Linked DNA regions of Homo sapiens: region 2 is linked to region 1. A link is a contact called in ENCODE Hi-C or POLR2A ChIA-PET data. All regions are on one chromosome and are shown on one strand. The core of a region is the stretch at or near the end of the contact, and the rest is flanking DNA. Distances in the headings are between cores, read along the strand shown.

What was found. A loop is a pair of places that touch in the nucleus more often than their neighbours do. ChIA-PET counts read pairs that join two places held with the same protein, here RNA polymerase II (POLR2A). Pooled maps may share reads with other maps.
Region 2: a pooled map shows a loop between it and region 1 (3-fold over the local background). The contact joins two enhancer-like sites. A Hi-C loop is called at or near these places in 5 of 50 pooled maps. POLR2A ChIA-PET finds 5 or more read pairs at or near these places in 3 of 52 experiments (activated T-cell, activated naive CD4-positive, alpha-beta T cell and activated naive CD8-positive, alpha-beta T cell).

Annotation. Positions count from the first base shown.
Region 1 is chr14:55,370,601-55,376,335 of GRCh38, reverse strand. The region is part of intron 9 of ATG14 (autophagy related 14); the gene reads left to right. It also overlaps a transcript of FBXO34 not described here. Among named protein-coding and RNA genes, the nearest start is that of ATG14, 38 kb to the left of the region's middle. Within about 2 kb of position 2,380, at least 6 of the 41 ENCODE cell types and tissues checked have a DNase peak (open chromatin) inside an H3K27ac peak, as active enhancers do.
Region 2 is chr14:55,456,047-55,461,728 of GRCh38, reverse strand. No RefSeq gene overlaps it. Among named protein-coding and RNA genes, the nearest start is that of TBPL2, 18 kb to the right of the region's middle. Within about 2 kb of position 2,753, at least 4 of the 41 ENCODE cell types and tissues checked have a DNase peak (open chromatin) inside an H3K27ac peak, as active enhancers do.

The sequences.
Region 1 (5,735 bases), core at 1,131-3,630:
TTACCTGTAAAGGGCTCAAATTAGGAAATTTATCCTTACTAATAAGAGCTAATATTTATTGGGCCACTATTTATTGACACAAGGCCAACCACTTTACTTGCCTTGGATATTATTCCTACTTTATAGACAGGAGAAACTGACGCTTAGTATGGTCAAGTAACTCATGGCCATGGTCACAGAGCCAGTACAAGTGGTGGAGCCAGGGTCTCAGTGCACACCTGGCTGACTCCACAGTAGTAGACACTCATGCAGTTAACCAGTATTTATTATTTCATCACATTAACAGATTAAAGAAGAAAAAACATAAGATCGACCTGATAGATGCCAAAGAGAATTAAATAAAATGCAGTTCCCATTAATAATTAGGGGGGAAAATTACTAGCAAGTTAAAAGTAGATTATTACTAGTGGATATCTATCATAAACCTACAAGGAAAGTTATACTTCATGGCACGTTACTTACATAGATACTGATGTAATTTATGCAATAGATTACATAGGAACAATCAAGGATGCCTACTATCAGTGCTGTGTTAACAGCTCTGAAGGCCTTGCCAAGGCAAAGCATTTTTAAAAAGAAGTGAAGTGTATTTATATTGGAAAGAAAGAAACTAAGTTGGGAGTATTGTAGATGGTATAATTATTGAACTGGATATCCAAGAGAACTAAGAAACTGTTTGAAATGATAGTTCAAACCAGGCATGGTGGCTCACGCCTATAATGCCAGCTACTTGGGAGGCTGAAGTGGGAGGATCACTTGAGCCCAGGAGTTCAAGACCAGCCTGGGCAACATAGTGAGACTCCATGTCTACAAAAAGTAAAAAAAAAAAAAAAAAAAAAAAAAAATTTAGCCCGGCGTGGTAATGCATGCCTGTAGTCCCAGCTGCTGTGGAGGCTGAGGTGGGAGGGTCGCCTGAGTTGAGGAGCTCCAGGCTGTGGAAGTTTGTGCCACTGCACTCCAACCTGGATGACAGAATGAAGCCCTGTCTCTTCACAAAGAAAAAGATAAACATACAAAAAACAGTTGCTGTCTTGTGTGCCAACAACAACCAGTTTGGAAATTTAATGGAAAAAGTATTCCTTTTACTGTAGCAGCAAAAACTATAAATTCCATAGCAGTGATCTTAATAAAATATATGTAAAATGATTATAAAAATTATGAAGCTTATTTTTATTCCACATGTATTATTTGAATGGCTCTACACACCGTATGAGGAGTGGAGCTGAAAGAAAGCCACAGGCAGGGAAAACCCTTATGATTTTCCAGGATGAGAAGGCTCAGTGTTGCAAAAGGGCTACTTCTCAAAAGGAAGACTGATCGTATTTCATGGAGCTTTGACAAGCTGATTCTAAAGTTCAACTAGAAGTATAGTCTGCAAGGAAGTTTTGAAAACAATAATGAGGGATGGGGTTGGTCCATTTAAAACATAGCATAAAGGTAATTAAAACAGAGTGCTGTTAGCATGCAAATAGGTGGAGTGATTAGAGGAAGAAAATAGTCCCGAAACAGACTCTTGTATATGTGGAAATATAATCTTATGATAGAGGAGGCGTTGAATCAGATAATGGTTCAATAGCGTTGGGCCAGTTGGGTATTCATATGGGGGAAAAGTTGAGTTCATACCACATTCTATATACAAAAATAAAATCCAGATGATATAAAAAACCTTATTTAAAAAAATACAGCTATAAAATAAGCAAAAGGACAGTGTTTTATAATGATAGGGTGGTGAGGGAATTCCCAAGTAAGCCACAAAACCCAAAAACCATAAAGGAAAGGAGTTAGACATCTTCCTGTGTCAGAACTCTGAGTGTGTCTAGTGAAAGCTGCCATAAACAAAGTTAAAAGACATGTCATAGATAGGTTCCACAACCTCTATAACAGACAACAGATTAAAATCTAGACAACTGAAATCTTTCAAATCAGTACAGGAAAGACCAACAACCTATTAGAAAAATAGACAAAAGATTAAAACATGCGGCTCACACAAGAAATGTAAGTAGTCAGATCACTTGAGCTCAGGAGTTGGAGGCTGCAGTGAACTGTGATCACTTTTGTGAATAGCCACTGTACTTCAGTCTGGGCAACACAGTGAGACCCCCATCTCTTTAAAAAAAAACATTAAAATAATAAAAAACTTAAAATGCAATTCAAAACAAGTTTCCATTTGCAACCATCAGTTTGACAAAAATAGGAAGGCTCGATGAATCCAGCGTTGCTGGTAGTTGAGGGAAAAAAGCACTCATACTGGAGGTGAATTTTTGTAGCGGGTCTGAAGTTTTCTGTAGGCTTACTCTTGAGTCAGGTTTTCCATTGAGAATTGCACACACAATTAGGCTGTGAGTCACATCTAAGTTTATGGCCAGAGGACAGGAAGTAGAACTTCAGGAGTCCCCTTTTCACACCTGCTTCATCAGAATCAAAGTGTAGAGAAGATTGTTCATGGAACCTGGGTGGGATTTCCTGTTTCTGTTCAGACCGGCACAACTGAGGATTCTATTCTGAAAAGATAAACTTTTTTTTTTTTTTTTGAAACAAATTTAAACTTACAGAAAAATTACAAAAAAATAAAAATAGGACCAGGCATGGTGGCTCACACCTGTAATCCCAGCACTTTGGGAGGCTGAGGTGGGCGGATCACTTGAGTTCAGGAGTTTGAGACCAGCCCGGCCAACATGGGAAACTGCATCTCTACTAAAAGTACTGAAATTATCTGGGCGTGGTGGCGGGTGCCTGTAACCCCAGCTACTTGGGAGGCTGAGGCAGGAGAATCGCTTGAACCCAGGAGGCGGAGTTTGCAGTGAGCTGAGATCGTGCTGCTACACTCTGGCCTGGGAAACGGAGTGAGACTGCATCTCAAAATAAAAAAATAAGTAATAAAAATAGTACAGTCATATACACCCTTACCCAGATTGACCTATTAATATTTTGCCCATTGCTTATCCTTTGTGCAGTTTCTGTGTCCATCAATGCACACACTCCCACATATTTGAAATAGGATATATTATAAAAGTGACTTTTACAAAGCTAGAAAGATCCTTTTGTTGCCTTAATTGGTAGAATACCTCCCTGCAGCACCATGAGAAAATGAGTATTCCTGGTTCAGGGTCTTGAATAAAAAGATATCCATTATTCAGCTAAACTAAAAATTAGGAAACAATTTTATAATCTTAATTCCCCAAAGACATTAAGCAAAATAGGATGAATTATTTTGCTAGTTGGTTGTGTGTGCTGTGTCTCTAGCTTGGGGTCTGGCAGGCAGGTGATGTATCTCTAATCTAGAAGTGGGAGAGGCACTGGGTGGAGAAACATCGCAGGGGCCTCTCCTCCTGCTCTGTGGCTTCTCAGAAATGTAGGTTGATCATTGGAACCAAAATTGTTCCATACTGGCCCCTTGAGGAGTCTTCCATTCAGTCGCTTTTCATTGTACTTAGCTGAGCGCCTGCTCCGTGCCAGGTGGGTTTCTCCACGCAGAGAACCGGAGTCCACCGGGAACTTGGACATTTCCTCCTCTCTGTCCCTTCTGCCTGTCTCCTGGGAAAACTAAGACCCCAGGATTGGAGAAGGCAGCATCAAAGAAGAAAACAGGCTGAGCCTTGGAGGGAGGGAGGAAAGAAGGAAGGAGCTGTGGTAAAAAGGAAGGAAGGAAGGAAGGGAGCAGGGAGGAGCGAAGGAAGGAGCAAGCTGTGGAAAAAGCTGACTGGGGAAGAAAGGAAGGGAGGGAGGGAAGGAGGAAGGGAAGGAGTGAGGAAGAAAGGATGGAAAGAAGGGAGGGAGGGAGAAAGGGAAAGAAGGAAGGGAGGAGTGAGCTGTGGTAAAAAGCTGACTGGGACCTTTGGGGGATCCTGGGGAAGATGAGAGACTTAGCCTGGCAGTCAGTTCTGAGGTCCCCTAGACTGCACAGCTGAACAGAACAGAATCAGAGCATCTTTGGTTTAGTAAAGGAGGGAGCCCAGGGAAGGAATTTAAATTGTGAACTTTTTTAGTGGGTGCGTGCCAGGAGGAGAGAGGCAGCTCTCCAGCAAGAGGAGGCAGATGGGAAAGTGGTGGTGATATGGTGAGGACCTGGGCCAGGGTGACAAATTGAGAATGGAAAGGGGGCTTATTTAATGATAACAGGTAGCCCTGGTGACCCCAGACAGAGTGGGAGGTGGGAGGGGAGGAGTCCCAGCCAGCTAAAGTTTTGAGACTGGTTCAGATATGTGAGATGAGCCTGAGGGTTTAGTAACCAGAGGATATTTGGGAGTGGCGCTAGGAGAGGAATCGGAAAAGATGGCTCTAGAGTAGAACTGTTTGCCAAGGAAAAGAAAAAGGGGAGAAAAGAAATGAAGTGCAAGGAGAAACTTGAGAAGAGGGTGCTCAGAGCTAAAAACTGCAGTGGCCATTAGTTTGCTGGCAGAGAAATTCAAGGGGCAGTAGAAAGTCCTACTCCTTTCACCCTTGCAAAATACTGACTTCTGGGCAGGGTGGGGCCTAGTAAACTTGAGAGCACCCCTAGTCTGAGGGGCTCTTTGTTTTTTTGTTTGTTTTTTGAGACAGAGTCTCGCTCTGTCGCCCAGGCTAGAGTGCACTGGCGCCATCTCGGCTCACTGCAAGCTCCGCCTCTGGGGTTCACACCGTTCTCCTGCCTCAGCCTCCTGAGTAGCCGGGACTACAGGTGCCCGCCATCACACCCAGCTAATTTTTTGTATTTTTAGTAGAGACAGGGTTTCACTGTGTTAGCCAATGGTCTCGATCTCCTGACCTCGTGATCTGCCCGCCGCAGCCTCCCAAAGTGCTGGGATTACAGGTGTGAGCCACCGCGCCCGGCCTGAGGGGCTCTTGGAAAATGTAAATTGCTCACTGGAGACCAAGTGGGAAACCCCATGGCGTATCTTCCAATTTAATAAAGCCCTAAAAACAGTCCCTGGAGCATAAATGTTAGCTATTATTATTGCTTAATCCATCTGGGAAGCACAGGTGTCTGGGAGGAATGAGGGCTGCTTGCTTCTGTAAAAAGTGAGTCAACGGTGCAGACCTGGTGAGGTGCGTTGGAAGCCAGTGCTAGCCATTCATCATTGTGAAGGCTGTGGAGAATTTGGGACCATAGGCTGAAATGGCAAGCTATACGATTCTAGGCTCTCATTTCTGCCTGCTATTTATTTCGACCTCTCCTATTTTCCCCAAAGTCGTTATCAGTGAAACCCTTAAATGAACCAAGGCATCGTGTGCTTATCTTGGGGGCAGCAGCAGGGAGAGAGCGGCACCTTGGTCCCACCCTGTAGCTGGTTGCAGGGCAGTTCCCTGGAAGGCAGTGGGTGGGGGTGGCTGCCTACAGGGAGGACATGCAGCCTGGCTGCCCTGGAGCAGGAGCTGAGGGGCATTTGAAAGGGAGGGGAAAAAGAAGCAGAAAGGCGGCCGGGCGTGGTGGCTCACAACTGTAATCTCAGCGTTTTGAGAGGCAGGGGTGGGTGGATCACTTGAGGTCAGGAGTTCAAGACCAGCCTGGCCAACGTGGTGAAACCCCGTCTCTACTAAAAATACAAAAATTAGCCGGGCATGGTGGCAGGTGCCTGTAATCCCAGCTACTCAGGAGGTTGAGGCAGGAGAATCGCTTGCACCTGGGCGGTGGAGGTTGCAGGAGCCAAGATGGCGCCACTGCACTCCAGCCTGGGCAACAGAACGAGACTCTGTCTAAATAAAAAAAAAAAGAAATGCAGAAAGGCTTCTGAGGTTTGCTGACTCGGTTCCCTGTG
Region 2 (5,682 bases), core at 1,504-4,003, 85 kb before region 1:
AGCTACTCGGAAGGCTGAGGCAGAAGAATCACTTGAACCTGCAAGGAGGAGGTTGCAGTGAGCCAAGATCATGCCACTGCACTCCAGCCTGGGCGACAGAGCAAGATTTGGTCTCAAAAAAAAAAAAAAAAAGAGAAAAAGAGAGAAGGTATAATCAATACTACAAGGTGTTTGGAAAGTTGGGAGGGTATGAGAGTCAAAATTCCCCAGAAAGGTATTGTTCTTAGATGGGGAGAAACATTTTTACTGTCCCAACAGGGGAGAAGGAGGCTAGAATGGGGATCGCTATAGGGAGTTTTCAGAATTAGGAACACCAGGCCCTAAAGGAGATAGGGCATGCAGAGGGAGTGGAGGGAGGTGGTTGTGGAATCCAGGAAGCAGAAAAGCCTTGGAATAGTCATTACAGTGAGTAGGAGAGTAAAAAGTAAGCTGAACAGGGAAATATAGAAGGATCATCAGCTATTAGTTGGGTTTCACCAAACCCAACTAAGAGATAGGATAGAAAGGGCCTTTAGATCATTGACCAGGTATGTTACTAAAACAATGTATCATGCAGTCTAAGGTGATAAGCAGGAAATCAAGACAGCAGGAGACAGAATGATTAGAAGTAAACAGAAGTCCGCAAGGATTGGAGTTCCAGTGAGGTTGACAAGTGGTTGTACTGGGACTGGTTGAAAGCAGGCTGGCAGGAAAAGATGCTGTGGCCAGAAAGGGAAAGCTTGAACTGGTGATTCCGGGCATGTTGGGTGATGGTAGACCCCAAAATGGCCATGGGTTTGGAAGGCTCATGTGAAATGGAGGCTGGGCGTGGAGGTTCATGCCTGTAATCCAAGCACTTTGGGAAGATGAGGCAGGAGGTTCGTTTGAGTCCAAGAAGTTCCAGACCAGCCTCGGCAACATAACGAGGCCCTGTCTCTACTAAAAAATAAAATGTTAGCCAGGTGTAGTGGTACATGCCTATAGTCCCAGCTGCTTGGGAGACCAAGGTGGGAGGATAGCTTGAGCCCAGGAGGTCAAGGCTGCAGTAAGCTGTGATTGCATCACTGCCTCCAAGCCTGGGCAACAGACCCAGGTCCCATCTCAAAAAAAAAAAAAAAAAAAAGAAACAAAAAACTAAAATAAAAAGAAATAAAAATGAAGTGAGATGGAGATCCCCACCACACACAGATTAAAATCTGAGCCAGCAGTTCCCAAAGTGTTTTCTACAGAACATTGCTTGACAAAGGGCTTATGCACTAATGACACATTATTAAAGTTCTGATATATCTTGAATCAAAGAATCCTATTTACTGTGTTTAACCAAATATTCCCTGAACCTTTGAATTACTAAATTTTTTTTGGTTCAATATTTATCAGCAGTCTTCTAAACTAATGTTCTTCCAAACACACTTTAGCAACTTTCTGCTTTGCATGTAACCTGCTGAAACTCTAACATTAATGGAATGAAGTGAATAATTATCACAGCAAGTGATCATTTTTTAATATCTGGGTTTTTTTTTTTTTTGGTTTGTTTTTGTTTTGTTTGAGACAGAGTCTTGCTCTTTCACCCAGGCTGGAGTGCAGTGGTGCAATCTTGGTTCACTGCAACCTCCGCCTCCCGAGTTCAAGCGATTCTCCTGTCTCAGCCCAGTAGCTGGGATTACAGGCATGTGTTACCACACCCAGCTAATTTTTTTTGTATTTTTAGTAGGGATGGGGTTTCACCATGTTGGTCAGGCTGGTCTCGAACTCCTGACATCAAGTGATCTGCCCGCCTAGGCCTCCCAGAGTGCTGGGATTGCAGGCATGAGCCACTGCACCTACCCTTTAATATCTGCCTTAATGTATTTTGATATGAAAATATGATTTGCCTAGCAAAAGCATGTAAAAAAGTACAACATATGTTTCATTAGGATAATAATGTTAGGTTTACCATAATTTGCTATGAAGATAAATAACAACAGTGTTGTATTAGATCATTAGAGTTGGGATTTAACCATGATTATCTTAGTCCTTCATTAATACAACTATTTTGACCATTAAGTAGCCTTCTCTTAAAACTAGTTACATTCCTGCTACAGAAAAGGCATTAAATAATAAAGGTTCTGATGTCAATCCCATCAAATATGTATTTCTATTCTTTAAGCCTCATAAGAATTCTACCACATATAGTAAGAAGAGTAAAGAAGAGCCATTAAAATTAATATAAAAGGTCTCCATTTTCTTTCACTTCATTTCTCGGACATTTAAGATCAATAACAAAAATTAGGTACCTGATGTAAACTGTTTTAATGCTGTTGCTGCCCCTCTCTGAGGAAGAATTAATACTTCCTCTCCGCATTGACATTTTGCTTAGCCAATGAAATGTGAGTGGAATTGACTTGGCTCACTTAAAAGCAGAAGCTTTAAAGAGCCAGCTTATTGTTCGCCCATGTCCTCTCTCCCTCTGCTACGAGAGCAGCAATATTCCAGGTAGAGGCTGCTCCGTCAGCCTGAGTCCCTGAATGAAGGGGATATGGAGCAGAACTTCAGGTGATCCTGAAAGGACACGTGTTATGAGCAAGAAATCAACCTTTATTCATGTTAGCTACCAAGATTTGGGTGTCATTTTTTACCATTGCATGACTCAGCCTATTCTGACTAATACAGAAATCACATTGTCCACCCTATATTCATTTCCAAACACTAGCAACTGTTAATGAACACAAATAGAAGTCATCACCAGAAGCATAAAATTCCCTCCACAGAATGTCTAGAACAGTGATGGCAAATTGACTTAATCTCTCATATCAGCTCTAATGAACTCATAACGATGGCCTGAGTCAACTCTATAGAGAACGGTTCTGAAACCATGACCTTGCCTGGCAGGAAAGAGTTATCGTATTTATTAGTATGTTTCCAGTAGAAGGAGGGGTAATAAGCTGTCCATCCCTGGCCCATGAGGCACAACCTGTCCTCACTATCATTTCTGTTTTTTTCTGATTTTGTACAGGAGGCATTGTTTTTTAAATATACCCAGAAATAACAGAAACTAGTGCATAAAACATTTAGGCTAATAAATAATTTCATTTAACTGATGAAAGGAAGAGAAAAAAAGTGTTACTATCAGAGCTGACCACAGAATTCCTCCTCAGCAAGAGAACTGTCTTTGTTAGAAACATCTCTAGTGGACTTTTTAGTTATTAAGATGGCCCTCTAGACCAGGCCTGGATGGTTGGCCTGGGGAGGAAAATAGTGAAACTTTTATATCAGAAATGCACAGTGATTTTTGGAGTTGGAGCTGAATGAGCCATGAAGAAGCAGGGAAAATCCCAAGAAGAGGGCCAGAAGGTGTCCCACTGCATGGCAGGAGGCTGTGGGGAAGGCAGGACACAGGATGCGCCCTCAGAGGACAGAAAGGCTGAGGACTTTTGAGAACTGGGATGGTTGAGTATGCAGTTCAAAGTGTTTTACCCTTCTATTCTGTAATCTAACATCCCTAACCATGACCACACATGCGCACACATACAAACACACAATTATGGGTTGAATTGTGTCCGCTGAAAATTCATATGCTAAAGTCCTAACCCGCAGTGCCTGAGAATATGATCTTATTTGGAAATAGGGTCATTGCAGATATAGTTAATTAAGATGAGGTCATAGTGAAGTAGGGTAGACCCCTAATCCAATGTTACTGTGGTTATACAAGGAGGAAATCTGAACACAGACACTCACACGGTGACAGCCATATGAAGACAGGAGTGATGCTGCCACAAGCCAAGAAACTACCAGAAGCTGGAGGGGAGACCTGGAACAGATCCTTCCCTAGCACCTGTTAGAAACAGCATAGCCCTGCAGACACCTTCATCTCAGGTGTCTAGCTTCCAGAACTGTGAGACAATGAGACAAGAAATTTCTATTGTTTAAGCCTCTCAGTTTGTGTTACTTTTTATGGCAGCCCTAGGAAATTAACACATATGCACATGCACAAACATGAATGCACACACACTTATGCACACATATGCACGCACACACACATGCACACACTCATACGCACACACACTCATGCACAGACACATGCACACATGCACACACACTCATGCACACACATGCGTGCACATACACACACCGGTGCCCAAATCTTCATTAAAGCTTGCACCACACGCACAGCCATGACCAGTGGCAGTCTGGAGACTGAGGGGTTTGTATGGGAGTTGAGTAAGTACATAGGCTATGCAAAAGGAACGAGATATGCAGAGGCAGAGCCCAGAGTAGATGCCAGAAAGGCAGTGGAAGCAGAGACTCGTGGCAGAGGGAGCACAGGTTCCTTTCACATGCCCCACTAGCAAGAATTCTCAGAGCTATTGGGCAAGTATTGAGACGGAGCAGGGACCCCTCTTAAGGGCTTGCAGCACCCTCCTCCACCCCCAACCCCAAGCAGGGAAATAAAATCTTGAGTTCCTTCAAGGGAATTTACAGTCACCTAGCTAGCCTTGACAAGTAAATGAGCAATTTGATAAGCAAGACGGTAACAGTAGCTTAAAACAATAGCCAAGGAAGTTAGAGTCACACGAATATTTGGTTCCCAAGAGAAACTAAAGATAACACCTTAGCATATATTCTTGAGTTGTTTTTCAGAATTTGGACCTCCACTAAATGGGTACACTGGTACAGAGACCTCTGATAAGGGGGAACTGAGGACTGAACTCCGACCGCTGTTCTAAACTTCTTTCTGAGGCTCCGGAGGTGCCGGGATTGCAGACGGAGTCTGGTTCACTCAGTGCTCAATGGTGCCCAGGCTGGAGTGCAGTGGCATGATCTCGGCTCGCTACAACCTCCACCTCCCAGCCGCCTGCCTTGGCCTCCCAAAGTGCTGAGATTGCAGCCTCTGCATGGCCGCCACCCCGTCTGGGAAGTGAGGAGCGTCTCTGCCTGGCCGCCCATCGTCTGGGACGTGAGGAGCCCCTCTGCCTGGCTGCCCAGTCTGGAAAGTGAGGAGCATCTCTGCCCGGCCGCCATCCCATCTAGGAAGTGAGGAGCGCCTCTTCCCGGCCGCCATCCCATCTAGGAAGTGAGGAGTGTCTCTGCCCGGCCGCCCATCGTCTGAGATGTGGGGAGCGCCTCTGCCCCGCCGCCCGTCTGGGATGTGAGGAGCGCCTCTACGCGGCCGCGACCCCATCCAGGAGGTGAGGAGCGTCTCTGCCCGGCCGCCCCGTCTGAGAAGTGAGGAGACCCTCCGCCCGGCAGCCGCCCCGTCTGAGAAGTGAGGAGCCCCTCCGCCCGGCAGCCGCCCCGTCTGAGAAGTGAGGAGCCCCTCCGCCCGGCAGCCGCCCCATCTGGGAAGTGAGGAGCGTCTCCGCCCAGCAGCCACCCCGTCCTGGAGGGAGGTGGGGGTCAGCCCCCGCCAGGCCAGCCGCCCCGTCCGGGAGGGAGGTGGGGGGGTCAGCCCCCCGCCCGGCCAGCCGCCCCGTCCGGGAGGTGAGGGGCGCCTCTGCCCGGTCGCCCCTACTGGGAAGTGAGGAGCCCCTCTGCCCGGCCACCACCCCGTCTGGGAGGTTTACCCAACAGCTCATTGAGAACAGGCCATGATGACAATGGCGGTTTTGTGGAATAGAAAGGGGGGAAAGGTGGGGAAAAGATTGAGAAATCGGATGGTTGCCGTGTCTGTGTAGAAAGAGGTAGACATGGGAGACTTTTCATTTTGTTCTGTACTAAGAAAAATTC